Regions from separate parts of the Homo sapiens genome. Here region 2 is linked to region 1. The links are chromatin contacts, found by Hi-C or POLR2A ChIA-PET in ENCODE. All regions are on one chromosome and are shown on one strand. Each heading gives the region's core, a stretch centred on a gene start or an enhancer-like site at or near the end of the contact. The rest is flanking DNA. Distances are from core to core; before and after follow the strand shown.

Evidence for each region. Hi-C counts contacts between places; a loop is a spot of excess contacts on that map. ChIA-PET counts read pairs that join two places held with the same protein, here RNA polymerase II (POLR2A). Pooled maps may share reads with other maps.
Region 2: a loop to region 1 is called in a map of Calu3, with 2.6 times the contacts of the local background. The contact joins two enhancer-like sites. A Hi-C loop is called at or near these places in 2 of 168 maps with a recorded cell type or tissue (Calu3 and endothelial cell of hepatic sinusoid) and 1 of 50 pooled maps. POLR2A ChIA-PET finds 5 or more read pairs at or near these places in 1 of 52 experiments (naive thymus-derived CD4-positive, alpha-beta T cell).

What each region holds. Positions count from the first base shown.
Region 1 is chr12:19,015,166-19,022,836 of GRCh38, forward strand. No RefSeq gene overlaps it. Among named protein-coding and RNA genes, the nearest start is that of PLEKHA5, 110 kb to the right of the region's middle. Within about 2 kb of position 3,631, at least 3 of the 41 ENCODE cell types and tissues checked have a DNase peak (open chromatin) inside an H3K27ac peak, as active enhancers do.
Region 2 is chr12:19,064,136-19,071,806 of GRCh38, forward strand. LOC107984527 (a long non-coding RNA gene) reads left to right here. Exons shown (of 2, transcript XR_001749033.1): 2 at 4,449-4,803. Among named protein-coding and RNA genes, the nearest start is that of PLEKHA5, 62 kb to the right of the region's middle. Within about 2 kb of position 2,701, at least 2 of the 41 ENCODE cell types and tissues checked have a DNase peak (open chromatin) inside an H3K27ac peak, as active enhancers do.

The sequences.
Region 1 (7,671 bases), core at 2,381-4,880:
AACTACTTATTGAGCACCTACTATGTTCTTGGCATGTTCTAAGGGTTGAATAATGAGTGGTGAATAAGTTACATATGGCCGTTGCATTTTAGGGAGTTTACACATTTGTAGGGGAGACATATGATAAACAAATAAATCAGTATGTAATTACAAATAATGATAAAAGCTACGAAGGAGACAGGGTGCTATGATTGAGAACACCAGAGTAAGGAGAGCCTACTTAAATGGGGTAATCAGAAAAGGCCTCCTTGAGGAGCTCATGTTTAAACTGCAATGAGGAAAATGCCCTGTGAAGACTGGGAGAGAGCAGAGAGCAGAGGCGGAGCAGGAAAGCACTCAGCAAACTGACAACGACGAAGGACCCAAGGGTCTGGAGCAATGCTCAGTAAGAAAAGCTGCCAAGGCTGAAAGACCTTCAGAAGCCAGAGTATTCAGTCTTGTAGGACATGGGACGAAGTTTGGATTTTCCTCTAACTTCAGTGAGAAACCATTGAGAGGTTTTAATGAGAAGAGTGTCATGATTTGATTTCTGTTTTTAGGAAATGACTCTGGCTACCTTGTGATAATTTGAAAAAATACAAAAGTGGATAGACAAGTTAAGAACCCATTGCAATAATCCAAGCCAGAGATGATGGTGACTTGGACTTAGTGGCAAGGGTGATGGAGAGATGGAATAATTTCAAGCATATTATAAAGATTTTAAAAATCGAATCTCAGCCAGGCACCATGACTCCCACATGTAATCTCAGCATTTTGGGAGACTAAGGTAGGCAGATCACTTGAGCTCAGAAGTTCGAGACCAGCCTGGCCATCATAGCGAAACCCCACCTCTACAAAAAATACACAGAATTAGCTGGGCATAGTGGCGTGAGCCTGTAGTCCCAGCTACTTTGGGGGCTGAGGCAAAAGGAGCGTTGGAGCACAGGAGGTTGAGGCTGCAGTGAGCCAAGATCACACCACTGCATTCCAGCCTGGGTGACAAAGTGAGACCCTGTCTCAAAAAAAAAAAAATTAATTTCTTCAAGATATTAAGATATTGACTGGAGGAAAGGAGTATTTTTTGTGTTTGAAATAGACTTACTCCTGAATGTATTCACTCCTGGAACTATCACCAGTTAGCCTGTAGGCTCTCCAAAAGGGAATGTGGCAGAGGAATAATTTTTAGACATTGACATCAAATATTGTCTGATAACCATTCAGTTATTCTCTTGCAACCTTCTTCTCCATCTCAGAAACTTACTCAACACATTGTCTTATTTATATCCCTATTCCTCAAATCCTGCACTAAGACTTGGGGAAAGGCAAAAATGCTTCATCATCAGGGAAACTTTAGTCTTAGCACCAAGTTGAGCTGCTAGTAATATGTGAAGTCTTGTTTTATTCTCATCAAATGCAACAAAAATTACTGAACCTCCTTATATGAAACTTGTCTTTTGGCTTACTCAGAAGCTTCCAGAATTCCCCATAACTTAGAGTGATTTTTTTTTTAAGATTAATTTTTTGGTCGTAAATACATATGTGCTTATGCTCATTCCTTTGTAAACACACCAACAGATGACATAGAATATTTTGTTGCATAATGATTAAGACTGAATTTGGCAAGAACTCAAATATGAAGGGTTATTCTTAGAAAAACAAGTTCAGTGACGGGACTTTAAAACTTCTAATAATCTATACCAAATGAACACATAAGGAAGTCCACAATATGACTTGTAGATATCAATTTAAAGCCATATATACCTGAAATAAGAATCTTGTGCATTCACTCACAGATACTATCTCAGCACTGTGAAAGAATATGAGTGATTCCATTTTTCTCCCTTTTGGGGAGTGGATTCTGCAACTAGTATCAATCACTACTTTGTGCATATTCCATCAAAATGCATGCTACCAAGATATGCAATGAATTTTGACCACTTAAACATCTTTGCGGGAATTTTCTCAATAAGTGGGAGCAATGAAATTCTACTGCTCCTAATATGTGCAGAAAATAGGTAATAAGCGGATTCTTTAGAAAATATCACTGGGTAATTCTGATGGCCAGAAGCCCAGCATGATGCAATTCAAAAACAACCAAAGATCTAACTCATCCTTCCTATTTGTTGTAGTTCCAGAACACCAGAATTGAATTTTTTGTTTGTTTGTTTGTTTTAGAGACAGGGTCTCACTCTGTTGCCCAAGCTAGAGTGCAGTGGAGTGAATATGATTCACTGCAGCCTCAACATCCTGAATTCAAAGGATCCTTCTGCCTCAGCCTTCCAAGTAGCTGGGATTACAGGTGCATGCCACAACACAAAGCTAATTTATTTAGTTTTGTAGAGATGAGATCTTGCCATGTTGCCCAGCCTGGCAGAATTACTTTTCTAAAAGAAATTGTATATCTAAAATGAGAAATTAGAACCTTGAAAGAATTAAACCCAAATTAGGTAATTTTGAGAGCAGAGAAGAGGACAAGCAAAAATGTTGAGGACTGCAAAGCATGACATCTAGAAATATGAAATGTGGGTGTAGAATCAGACGAGGGAGAGCAATGCAAAATGATGAGGCACCTGGAAGATATGTAATGGAAGAATTCCAAAGAAAAGTTGTATCAAATAATTAAAGTAGCATCTGCCATTTTTTTAGCGTATGCCAAGGCCAGGCATTATACTGGACATTTTTTAAATTTTATCTCTAATTCTTGCAATAAGTCTACAATATAGATTTTAGTACTCTTATAGAGAAGAAAACAAACCTTCATGAGGTTATATACCACACTTAAGGCTCTTCAGCTAGTAACTGGCAGAGCCAGGATTTGATACCAGAGCCATCCATCTCTAAAAACCAGGGTTGCCTGGTAGGATTGCTCAGCCTCCATAATTATATACAGTAAGGACAAAGCCCAGCTGTTTCCACACCAAAAAAAAACCACATTTTCCAAAGTTTGATTAGGTTTTAAACAGAACTTTAGAAGCTCTAAGTCCTAAGCTGAATTTGAGAAGCCCTAAGCGTTTTACTTGGAAGAAAGACCATTTTGACACATTTTCAGAAACATGGCAGAGTAGTCAAGTGCCAGGAAACTGACAGGAAGACAAAAGCGACAAGGGACAACCAGATTCTGAGTTACCTATTTTGTCCAAAAGTACCAGTCTGAGAGAAGAAATGTAGAACTACAAACAGTATCTTACTGTGAGAAGAGAGTGGCAGATACTGGCAATTGTCTTCTAATATATATTACCTGATTCTTTTGTTTAATAATAGAACTCTTGAGTTTTAGCTGGATTTAGCTGTCCAGCTAGACAGTGTTCTTCCCAGGCCCCTTTGTAGCTAGGCTCCAACCAATGGAACTTCTGGTTTATATCTGTCAAGTTAAAAACAAATCTGGACTTTATTCAAAAGGACTTTTGCAAAGAGTAAGAGAGGGACTATTGCACAAAGGAGAACATTTGACTATAAGATCTGCAAGCTTTAGGCAAAAAGGATTTTTCTTGTCTAAAGAGAAGTAAACAAGACCAGAAAGATGTAGATGTAGAGAAGTGGGATGAAAGTATGGAAGGATCAGATAGTACATCCAGGAATGTTTTACCCTGAGACCAGTCTATTTTTTTGGCAGAGATCCTTAAGGAAGGGTTGTATGGCTGACTCAGGCTTAAAGCAGGCAAGAGTTCAGGGGACTAGAGGAAGGAGAAAATCTTAACAAAGGTTTGGTTAGTAAGCATTTTGTTTCCACTGATCGGTGGTGAGAAAACAGTCCAGCTGATAATTTCAAAGGCAAAGAATAGGAATTTGGAAAGTCTGTGTCTGGCCTTGTCATAGGAAAACAAGAGGGGCATTGTATTAGTCTGTTCTCATACTGCTATAAAGAAATAACCTGAAACTGGGTACTTTATAAAGAAAAGAGGCATAATTGGCTCGCAGTTTTTGCAGGCTTTACAAGAAGCATGGCTGGGAGGCCTCAGGAAACTTACAATCATGGCAGAAGGTGAAGGGGAAGCAGGCACATCTTACATGGCTGAAGCAGGAGGAAGAGAGAGAAGGGGGAGGTGCTACGCATTTTTAAACAACCAGATCTTGTGAGAATTCACTATCCCAATAACAACAAGAGGGAAATCCACCCCCAGGATCTAATCGCCTCCCACCAGGCCCCTACTTCAACACTGAGGATTACAATTCAACATGAGTCTTGGGCAGGGACACAAATCCAAACCATATCGGGCATCCTTGATTCTTAACAAAGTCGTGGTTGAGTAAGCTGCTGTTTCCTAGAACACAATGGGTGGCAGGATTTCTTTAATCATGGCTGTTTTTCAGGATCACAGGGCTCAGGTAAATTTCAACACTGTCATAACCTTAAAAGGAATCTGCTTGCCCTGTCCTTCTTTCCCCTTCTAGTGGTTCGAACTTAAACACAGTGGCCATGAGACATCCTAAAGGATGATATAACCTAAAGATGGGAGGAGCCTGGGTCCCTGGGTCCCTGGATGACAGGAAAAGAGCTGTCTACTTGCCCTGGACAGCTCACCTACCTCTGGACTATTAAGTAAGAGAAAAATAAACATTTTTCTAGTTTATACCTCTTTATTTGAGGTCTTCAAGTTATAGCCACTTAGCTAGTACCCTAATGAACACAAATAGTCTCTGCAAACAGGAAAGTTTCTTTTTTATTTGGCATCATGGTCAAGCTGTCAAGCATCATCTTCAAATATGAGAGATAATATTAAATGCAGAGCTCCTTCCTAGTGCCAAGAACTCACATTCTCATTAATCTGTGATTGCCTAAAGCATCAAAAGCTCAATTTTGCTCTTATTTTTCTGTATCACACAGGAAACAGAATTCTGTTTCGGCTCCTAAAATGCATTAAAAACTTTTCATTTTAGGTAGCATTGGAACTCAAAGTAAATAGTAGGATGGATGGTATGTATGTATTATTGATTAAGTAATATATGTTAATGTATGTATTTGCTTGTGGTATTACTGGGGCTCTTAAAAAGTTACTAAATGGCAGAATGTCCTACAATTTGATTCAAATGGTCTTTAAATCAGTAATAGCCTTCTTTATCCATGAGAGGGTTAGAGACATGCTACCAAAAAATGTGACACCTTGGCATTTGAAGACAAAGCAGAAGCGGGAAGGTCATTCTCACCTTCCTCTCGCTCCTTCTTCACTGAAGCAGAAATTCTCTGGTCTTTCCCTAAAGTAGGTTATAAGACCTTCATTCTAGAGGGGTCCTCCCTATACCCCAAAGAGAGAAACATCCTTGTCCTCAAAGGCACAGAAATATCAAGAAGAAACTGAAAAACAGGCCTTGCTTGTTCCTGCAGTTTATTACCTTTAGATCATATCCTTTTATCTTCCAATCATACTTCTGCATGACTGTCCATAAAAATACACAGTTTTTTTCTGTTTCTTCGAGTTATCATTCATTTTTGAAAGTGCCCATATCACATAAATTTTACATTTGCATGCCTTCCACTTGTTAGTCTGTCTTTTGTTATAGGGGTCTCAGCAATGAACCTAGCAGTGGGTGAGGAAAATAATCTTTTCTCCTCTGCATCGGACATGTGGTCATAGGAAGATATGGATGGTCCATCAGGAGTGATTAAAAGAACTAACATCACCACCAAACATGCATTGCTTTTAGTCAGACTTTGTAATGCACCCATCAAAATTCCTCCCAAATGTAGCATCCACGTGGTGTACTTTGCTAAATGAACAACTATATGTATGTCTGTTGTTAGTGGCATAGCTCTTCAAATTCCAAAGGTCTTTCCTTCAATGTTCAAATTTCTCAAGCAGTTCTTATAACTTAAATATGAGATATCAATTACTCTGCATTCCTACAGTGAAAAAAAAATAATCCAATATCAAAACTGCATAGGAAGGCTGTTTGTTCAATTTGATCTAAACAAAGAATTAGTTAAAATTAATCACTGTGGCCTCTTTGATTCACTGGATCATTGAAGTCACTGTCTCAGTTGAGTTCTTAATGGTTTTCAAATACATTTTGGAGAAATTCCCTATTCTAGCAAAAAAAAAAAAAAATGAACCTTTATGGTAAGTTTTAATTCCGTGTATCTTGCCTGTTTCTTATCTGACTTTAATATGTTGTAAAATTATTCCAAATTTGTATTGTACATTGTCTCATTTTAAAAACATTTAAAAAACAGGTCCAAGAAGACATATGAGACATACTGGAACCGTAATAGGTCCATTGTCCAATATGCATGGCAAGTCAATGCCCTGAGACACCGGGTTACAGCAGATCATAGAGCTGCAGATCAAGAAGATGGGAGGAAACCTCTATTCCGTCTCCCCTAGGAGTCTGGGGCTAAGGTTGTTAAGGATTTTGGAGTGGGCTGAAGTGTAGAGATTGCTGATTGGTCAAAGATAGCAGATGGAAGTCCTAGACAGGGAGGACTGCATACAAACTGTATTCTCATGTTATTTCCCTTCTTCTGTGGGGGTCTTCAAATTGGTCGGTATCAGCTTTTTCCCTGGAATTTGAGATCTAAAAAACATTGTATGCAATTCTTAAACAAAATCCTTATGATTCTAACATCACAAATTCTATCTATGTTAAGTAAAAGCCTTCTGATTCTAATGTCAGAAATCCTGTCTATAGGAACCACAGGAATGCAAACAGTCAGTGTCAAGTGCAACACAACTTTTGGTTACAAGGAAGTGGGTCAAGTGCAACCTGGTTAATGTTTAATATAACTATATTTCTGTCCAGAATTCTTGTTAACCCTGTGAGAACGGCTTCAATACAACCAAATATATGACATCATTTTTCAACTAAGTACTCAAAGATTAAAAAGCATTCTTTCCTCTCCCAAACTCCCACCCCTGCCCCCTGCCAATAGCTTCTGAAGTGTTATACTTAAAAGGATATGCTCCCCTCTGGGTATATTATCAATTAAGAACTTCTCTCTGCTTCAGTCCTTGCATTCTCTGCAATAATCCAAAATCTTTTACATGTTAAAAACAATCTCACTCCCAAAAGATTTGATGTTTCTTGCTGATGCAAAACATCGCTAGAAAAGGTCATCTTTTTTGTACTGTGGTACCAACAAAGGAAAAGGGCACTAGCGAAGCTGTAATAAATTCATTAAAAAGTTTTATTTTCCATGCGGACTTAAAATCTGACCTATCATTACAAAATAAATAAAAATTTACCTATCATTAGACTGAATTCTCTAATAAATAAGTACTTAGACACTTTTGTAGATCCTTTACTAAGAGCAGTGTTTATTAAGGTGACTAATATATATGCTGAAGGGGTCCAGAATATACCACAGTGACATAAGGATTATTTTAAGCTAAAGACATTTAAGAATCAACAGCTGCAGGAAGAGGCTTTTTCTGAATTCCCTTTAACTTCCTAAAAGCAAAGCCTCCCCAACTGTCATAAATGCTCCCCACCCCCCGACTAGAAATTTCACAGCCAGGGAAGACTCATCACCAAAGACTACACAAAGATGAGAAGACAGCACCTGAATATGAAATCACCCAAACGGACGTTGTCCTAAAACTACCATATCCCCAATCTAGTCTCCTAAGGACCCATTTATAATTCCTAAAAGTCATTTGTTCTTCCAGAAGTGCCCCTCTTCCCCTCCTCATTCCTTGTTAAGATAGTATATAAGCCCCAAATTCTAACCATCTCACAGAGTCATATTTCTTTCTTTCT
Region 2 (7,671 bases), core at 1,451-3,950, 48 kb after region 1:
CTCACTCTGTCGCCCATGCTGGAGTGCAGTGGCATGATCTCAGCTCACTGCAACCTCTGCCTCCCGGGTTCAAGTGATTCTCCTGCCTCAGCCTTCCAAGTAGCTAGGATTACAGGCACCTGCCACCACGCCCGGCTAATTTTTGTATTTTTAGTAGAGGCGGGGTTTCACCGTGTTGGCCAGGCTGGTCTCAAACTCCTGACCTCAAATGATCCACCCACCTCGGCCTCCCAAAAAGTGCTGGGATTATAGGCATGAGCCACTGCACTTGGCCTGTATATGTTTTAATTGCAAAATTTAAAAGCTTTTTTAAAAACCTTCAACATGAACCTGTTGGTGGTATCCAGTGATACTGCTACTTGCGGCAAATGGCCTGTTAAATTCAGTCCTGGCCTTTGCATTGTGCTTTCAGTAACCATATATGAAAGCCCAACACAGCAATTCTTACTGAAGCTATCATCTCACTATTTAAATGAAAGACTTTAGAATTTTTCTTTTTATGCAAAATGAATTGTAAGGATTTTCAGAAGAGAAAGAACAGCAAACATCTCAAACCACATGTAGTTTTAATTAAAACTCTCCTAGTAGAAAAAAAAAACGTTATCATCAGCTGCTGTATGTACCCTCTAGGACCTCCATAGGAGTGCTCTGCTTTCCTTAGGAGAACTGTCAATATGCACACACACTTGAAACAGATGAGAGACTTAGCAGCAAAGATCCTCATCCTGTGTGGTAGCCCATCACAGGAAGGGGCAATGGAGCCCAGTGAGTTCTCTCTTCACCATGGAGCTGCCTGCCACCCAAGACAGGCATTTAACGTGTTGGCTCTGGCAACCCTCACTTCCCTTGTCATTCCAATTAAGCTATTAAAATCAATGCAGAAGTCTTAGCTACTTGGGAGGCTGAGGAGGAAGAAGCATTTAGCCCAGGAGTTCAAGACCATCCTGGGCAACTTAGAGAGGCCCTGTCTCTACAAAAAGAAAAAAAAAAGGGGTTTTTTTTTAATTAGCCAGGAGTGATGATAAATTATTAGGCCACTACAGGCCTGTAGTCTGAGCTACTGGAGAGGCTGAGGCAGGAGGATCACTTGAGCCCAGGAGTTTGCTGCAGTAAGCTTTGATAGTGCCACTGCACTCCAGTCTGGGTGACAGGGTAAGATGCAGTCATTAAATAAATAAATAAGTAGAAGTACTTAAAGCTAAAGTGTTACAGTAGATGTTCTTAAAGGGGTCAGAAATTTGTACCCTGACTTCTTAGCAAGATGCTTTTCCACTTTGTTAACCTCAAAAAGAAAAAAGTCTAAAGGTCACACCTATATTCCGTGGCTTCATTGATTTCTTCAGTTTCTTTTCCACTAGGTGAATGTTTACCCTCTCGATATTTTTTTAAAATTTCTATTTGATATGAGAGAGTAAAAGTTTACACTTTAAAATCCTCTCCACTCACCTTCACCCTCCCCCAACCAAACCTCAGCTTTTCCTGGACCAAAATCTCAACTAGTGTCCACAGACATGGATACATACCTAGAGCAAAATAAATCAAATGGGAATTTTAATGCACTCAATACAGTTGAGCTAAAAGTCACTTATTTTATGAAGAAAAGATAACAACCTTTCTTATGCTAGAGCACACTCGCTTCTTGAACAAAGTTCAGTGGTTAAAGCTGGTGGGGAAACGACCTATTTCGGATGACAGATAAATAAATTCCAGGTTAAATACTAGAGAAATATCTTAATGAAGATTTTTTCAGACTAGAGCAACCTCCTGAGGGAAACAGTTTGAAGTGACATCATTTGAGACATTTAAATTATAGTGGATAAAGTACTCAAACCCACCACAAAGAAACACTCTTTGTAGAACTCATGGGAAAATTACTGGGATTTATAATAGGCCTTTTCTATGAGGAGGTAAGCCTGCCTACGAGGCAGACCTGCTATTGAATAAATGTTATTTTAAATGGAGTGTGGCTGTATTGTAACTCAGTTCCTCCTTCTATGGAGAAGAGCATGAATGGGTAGGTTAGCCAAAAAATTAATAGGTTTTTTCTTTTTAAAGCAGTAGATTTCTTCACAAAGCCTACCTAATTATGTGAGTTTTTCCTCAAGAATGACATGCTTCAATGCTCATTTTCTTTCAACTATTTTTTTAAATGTTATCTACCCCAGGACTTCCAACCCCCTTTCTCTAACAAATCAGCATGTAGCAGAGAAGTTCTGAACTAACACAGCTTTGAATGTCAAATGTTTAAATTTGAATGTTCTGCCTTTTCGATAAAATGAATTTAACAGTGACCCTCCAAGGATTTTCCACTTCCAGTCTTACCCAGAACAGCCCTCATTAAGCATGTAGCACTCCACAAAGAGTAAATCATTTATTTGGAATCAGCCCTTATGAGCTAGAAAAACTACCTTTCAGAAAGCCTTCATTTCAAAGGACAATTGCCATATTCTGTAAGCCTATTGATTTTTCTTCACTGTTGGAATGAAGAATGTAAACAGAATTGCATATTTACTCATTGCCTTTTCTGATACCTTTGCTCTGAGAGCTCAACACTTCTGTCCCACGTGTATGAAAGGCTGCTCTTTCCAGAGCTGGTCCGTGTGAGATGATTAATGAATGGCCAGACAAAATTCTGATTAATGCTCCACTATTAAGATTTGCCTTTACTTCAAGAGCTTTTTATAAGTTCATAGTTTTGACCCCACAAACCTTTCTCCCCTCCCCCCCCCGCTTGGTAATTGCTAAAGTTTGACAGCCACTGTGTTTGCTGCCTGTAACATATGGCTAATTGAATCAGAGTTGGGGAAAGAACCAGTAGATTCCTAATTATGATCCACTCCACAGATCTGAAGCCTGAATAAGCAGGAAACAAGGAAAAGGCTGCAGAGCCTAGAAAACCTATTATAGCGGTGATTGTAGCAGGATGCAAACATTTCTAAAACTGACTGAATATCATTTATTTAGAAAGCGTAGTTTGCTTTCTGTCTTTTAATTACACAAAGCAAAGAAAGATTAGAGAGAGATTTGCTTTTATCTGTGTGATTTTTGCACGTCTGGACACTGGACACCTCATATTCTCATAATCATATTTTAGTAGACATTTGCATTTCTAATAAGGCAAACACGCTGGATTTTCATCTTATAGGTTCTTCTCCATCCTCAACACTCCAGTTATGAAGACACATGTATATATTTTTAAATGCGTGTTTCAATTTCAAATGAATTTTTCTACAGCAGTTAATGGTAACATATGTCCTCTGAATTGCTTCCCCCGGGGTGAAGAGTAAGGCAATAAATGAAATATTCATCGAATATTGCTGCTGAACATTTAACTAACAATGCAAGGCACATTACTAGGTGTCAGAAGGGTAGGCACACGATAAAACACAGCTTTTCCATTTGTTTTCAGTGCTTGGGGAAGTAAGCAAGATGAACAGTAGCAGTATAATGTGAGATAGGTCATGGTCTATACATAAGGAATATGTTATTTGATTAATGCCTTCCATTAGACTATAAATGAAACCTAGCACAGTGACACAAAATAGGTTTCAATAAATATTAATTATGAATGAATAAAGGAAGGAGGGAATATAATATACAGTTGTATTGGACTTTTGAGAGAAATCACTTCTGATTATGGGATTCTAGAGAGACTTTCTTAAGAAAGATTTTGGTTTCAGTCTTAAACTAATGGATAAACTTATAGTAGGTATGACGTGGGTCACTCTACTGAGATGACTCAAGCATAGGCAAAAAAGTAAGATACAGGATATATTTGGGTGGCACAATTAATCTAGTTTGTTTAAGAAAGTCATCTATAATACTTGACATTTTTTCAGCATGTTATAAATTTTATAAAGATACGTGAAAAAGAGTAGTGGGAGACAGACCTAGAAAGGTAAATTGGGAACAGATCTTGGATAACCTTGATTACAGGTTAATGATCATGACAACCATCAATGTCTGTGGGTTAATTCAACTTGTAACCATTTATTCGTAACAGGAAATGTTCTCTTCTCTGAAGTCTTTCAAGAACTCATATACTGAAATTAACATATTATAGTAGTAAAGATAAAGTAATGGCTGTCCCTGGAATCCGTTCTCAGGATCAACTTGGAAGGTAGTAGAGCTGGATAATTCCACTGAGAATTGACATCCATATTAGAAACTTCAGTCCCTCTCCCTTTTTCCTTTTGGCAGCTTGCCAGCTGTAACTAAAAATAACTCAGAACTTTAATTTAAGAGATAATATCTATGGTGTCTTTGTTAACAATCATATTTTTATTGTAAGAACTTAGAAGAAGGAATAAAATATCTCATTGAAAGGCTAGGTAGTGACAAGAATGTAGTTTCTTTGGAATTTGTGGCAAAGACTATCAATTGTTTACACCAACAGCTGTTCTTCTCTAATAGTATATTAACATTATAAAATCCATTATTTTTGACAGCAAATATAGATACCTGGAGAATTCCAAGAATACAGTCTAAGTTTCTAACTTTCCTTGCTAGTGTAATTATGTGAATAATTTCTGGCCAATAAGACAAGCAAAAGAATTGTGTGCAACTTCTGGGAAGAGAAGAGATGTGACTTCCTTCATCTTGTTCTTCACCTTGCTGTCTGGAATATGAACTTGATGGCTGGAACTTGAGCAGCCTTCTTGGATCAGAAGGCGGCCTGGGAATAGGAATAGAGCTGAAGAGAAGCCGCTGCATTCTTGAAAATTATAAAGATGCCATGCCATTTCAGCTTGCTTTCCTGTGGACTTCATTTATATGTATGAAATAAAAGTTTATATTGTTTAAGCTCCTGTGGGTTTTCTGTCACTTGCAACTAAATACAAACTTATATAATTTGAAATGTTAAGAAATTAAAGAATTTTTAGGAATAATAGCAATATATAAAGCATCTTACAGTAAATTAGATTGTTGCTAAGGAAATGTTCATTCTTCCCCTTTCCATAGAAGGAACACACTTCCCTACTGATGGATTTAGCCATGTGACTTCCTTTAACCAATAAGATGTTAGCATACATGATGAGAGCCAAGGCTAGAATGTGTCTGTGTGATTGAGTTTGCCTCCTGCACTCCTTCTTATTGCTATGAAAAGAACTTCTGCTGGATAGCTATTACTTTGTAGACCAAGTCCCAAAAGGAATATTCATGAAGGAGACTCAAGCCCAACCCTCAGCCAGAGCTTGAAGAAGCTGAACTAGAACTGACACACAAATGAATGAACAAGAAATAAATACTTATGGTTTTATGTCACTAGATTTTGTGATTGTTTGTCATCCAGCACTAACTGACTAATGTACATCCTCTACAGCGTCTGTTTAAATTTGTCAGGATTTTAGGCATTGAGAACTACAGGCTATGGTTTTCAACCCAAAAATCATCACTACAATTCACTATAGCATTAAACCAGCAGATTACCAACATTTTAGTACCACTAAAGTGACTTAAAGATACGAATACTTGGTTGGGCACGGTGGCTCATGCCTGTAACCCTAGCACTTTGGGAGGCCAAGGCAGGTGGATCACCTGATGTCAGGAGTTTGAGACCAGCCTGGCCAACGTGGTGAAATCCCGTCTGTACTAAAAATACAAAGATTAGCCGGGCATGGTGGCATGTGCCTGTAGCCTCAGGAGGCTGAGGCAGGAGAATGACTTGAACCTGGGAGGCGGAGGTTGCAGTGAGCTGAGATCACGCCACTGTACTCCAGCCTGGGCAACAGAGTGAGACTCTGTCTTAAAAAAAATTACAAATGCTTAATTCATATTTACACTACGATATGACTCTATGTAATTAAGATCAAAAGCCAAGTTATTTCTATGCTCAGTGGCTTTTACAGTTTTAAATAGAACTCATAGACTCAATTTGTCTGGAAGTGTGACAGTATCACAACCAACTGCCTTTGCCACGAGTACCAGAGCATTTGAAGATTTCCTTTTATGTTTATAAACTGAAGGAAAGTAATTTCCTTACACCATTTATTCTTGATCTCTCTCATTCATTGCAACTGACATGCCAATCATTCCTGTTGAGGACATTAATAAATGACAATAAAAGAGGTACAAATAATTGCAAGATAGGCAATCCTCAAGAGGTTTTTTCTTTCTTTTTTTTTGTTTTTTGTTTAATTATTTTGCCCAAAAAACTCTCCAGCCTTAGAATCTAATATTTTAAATTATCTTTTGGGGCTATTTGCTTAGCCACCTGAGAAAGCTGTTATCTCCTAATCTTCCTAAATAAAACTCTTCTTTATTTGTTCAATTCTCCTCCTACTTCTCCCCCAGCCCCATCACTGCATGCATGTAGACATATTTTTCCTCTAGTTTGGTTTTGCTTGCTAACCGTGGCCCCAGACACTTGGCTGTGGACCCACAGGGCTAACAGGTGTCCATAGACCTCTCCATGAGCTCACCCTTTGTTAGCTGCATGCTTGGGCTTCTTGGGCTTTTCTGCAGTCTTTGACTTGTCACCCATGTAACAGATGCACTAGACTCTCCATCACTCTCATTACCCCTTCCAAAAACTTCCAAACTTCCAAAAACTTCCAAAACCCCTTCTAAAAACTTCCAAAACTTCACTTCACCACATTCTTTCTTTTTACTTTTCTTTCTTTCTTTCTTTCTTTCTTTCTTTCTTTTTTAAGATAGAGTCTGGCTCTGTCGCCCAGGCTGGAGCACAGTGGCACGATCTCAGCTCACTGCAACCTCTGCCTCCCAGGTTCCAGCAATTCTCCTGCCTCAGCCTCCTGAGTAGCTGGGATTACAGGCGCATGCCGCCACACTCAGATAATTTTTTGTATTTTAGTAGGGATGGGGTTTCACCATGTTGCCCAGGCTGGTCTTGAACTCCTGAGCTCAGGCAATCCACTCGCCTCAGCCTCCCAAAGTGCTAGGATTGCAGGTGTGAGCCACCATGCCCGGCTGTTCTTTCTTTTTCCTCTAATAAATCCAAGCTCCTTCCCTTTTCTATAATATATCTCTTGTATCAGTAATACTTATAATGGCTCTTGATTCCCTAACCAAACCATTTGTTTTTATGCCATTTACTTTCCACGATATCCTGTTCTCCTCCCACAACCACATCATTCACTACTGCCAAATGGTACTCAAAAGCAGACCCTTCTGAGCTTTTGTGCATAAAAAGGCATATAACATGCCAGGCTCAGTGGCTCATGCCTGTAATTCCAGCACTTTGGGAGGCAAAGGCAAGAGGATCTCTTGAGCCCAGGAGTTAAAGACCAGCCTGGGCAATCTAGTGAAACCCCATCTCTACAAAAAGCTTAAAAATTAGCCAAGTATAGTGGTATAAGCCTGTAGTCCCAGCTACTTAAAAGGCTGAGGCTGAGGCTTGAACCCAGGGGATGAGGCTGCAGTGGGCTATGATCACATCACTGCACTCCAGCCTGGCCAATAAAGCAAGACCCTGCCTAAAAAAAAAAAAAAAAGGAAGGCATATAACAGCAGAGAAAGAAGTCGTCTTGGGTTTTTTGTCTCAGTAGCCTAAACCCACAGTTTGCTAGGGGCTTTCATGAACAGGCGTGTTGTGAGATATTTAAATTTTTGAATTATCGGACACCACACAAACTACCACTATTAAGTTTTTGAACCTATTTAATAAATGAAATATTAGGATTTTAGCATTTTGTTTGTTTACTTGCTGTT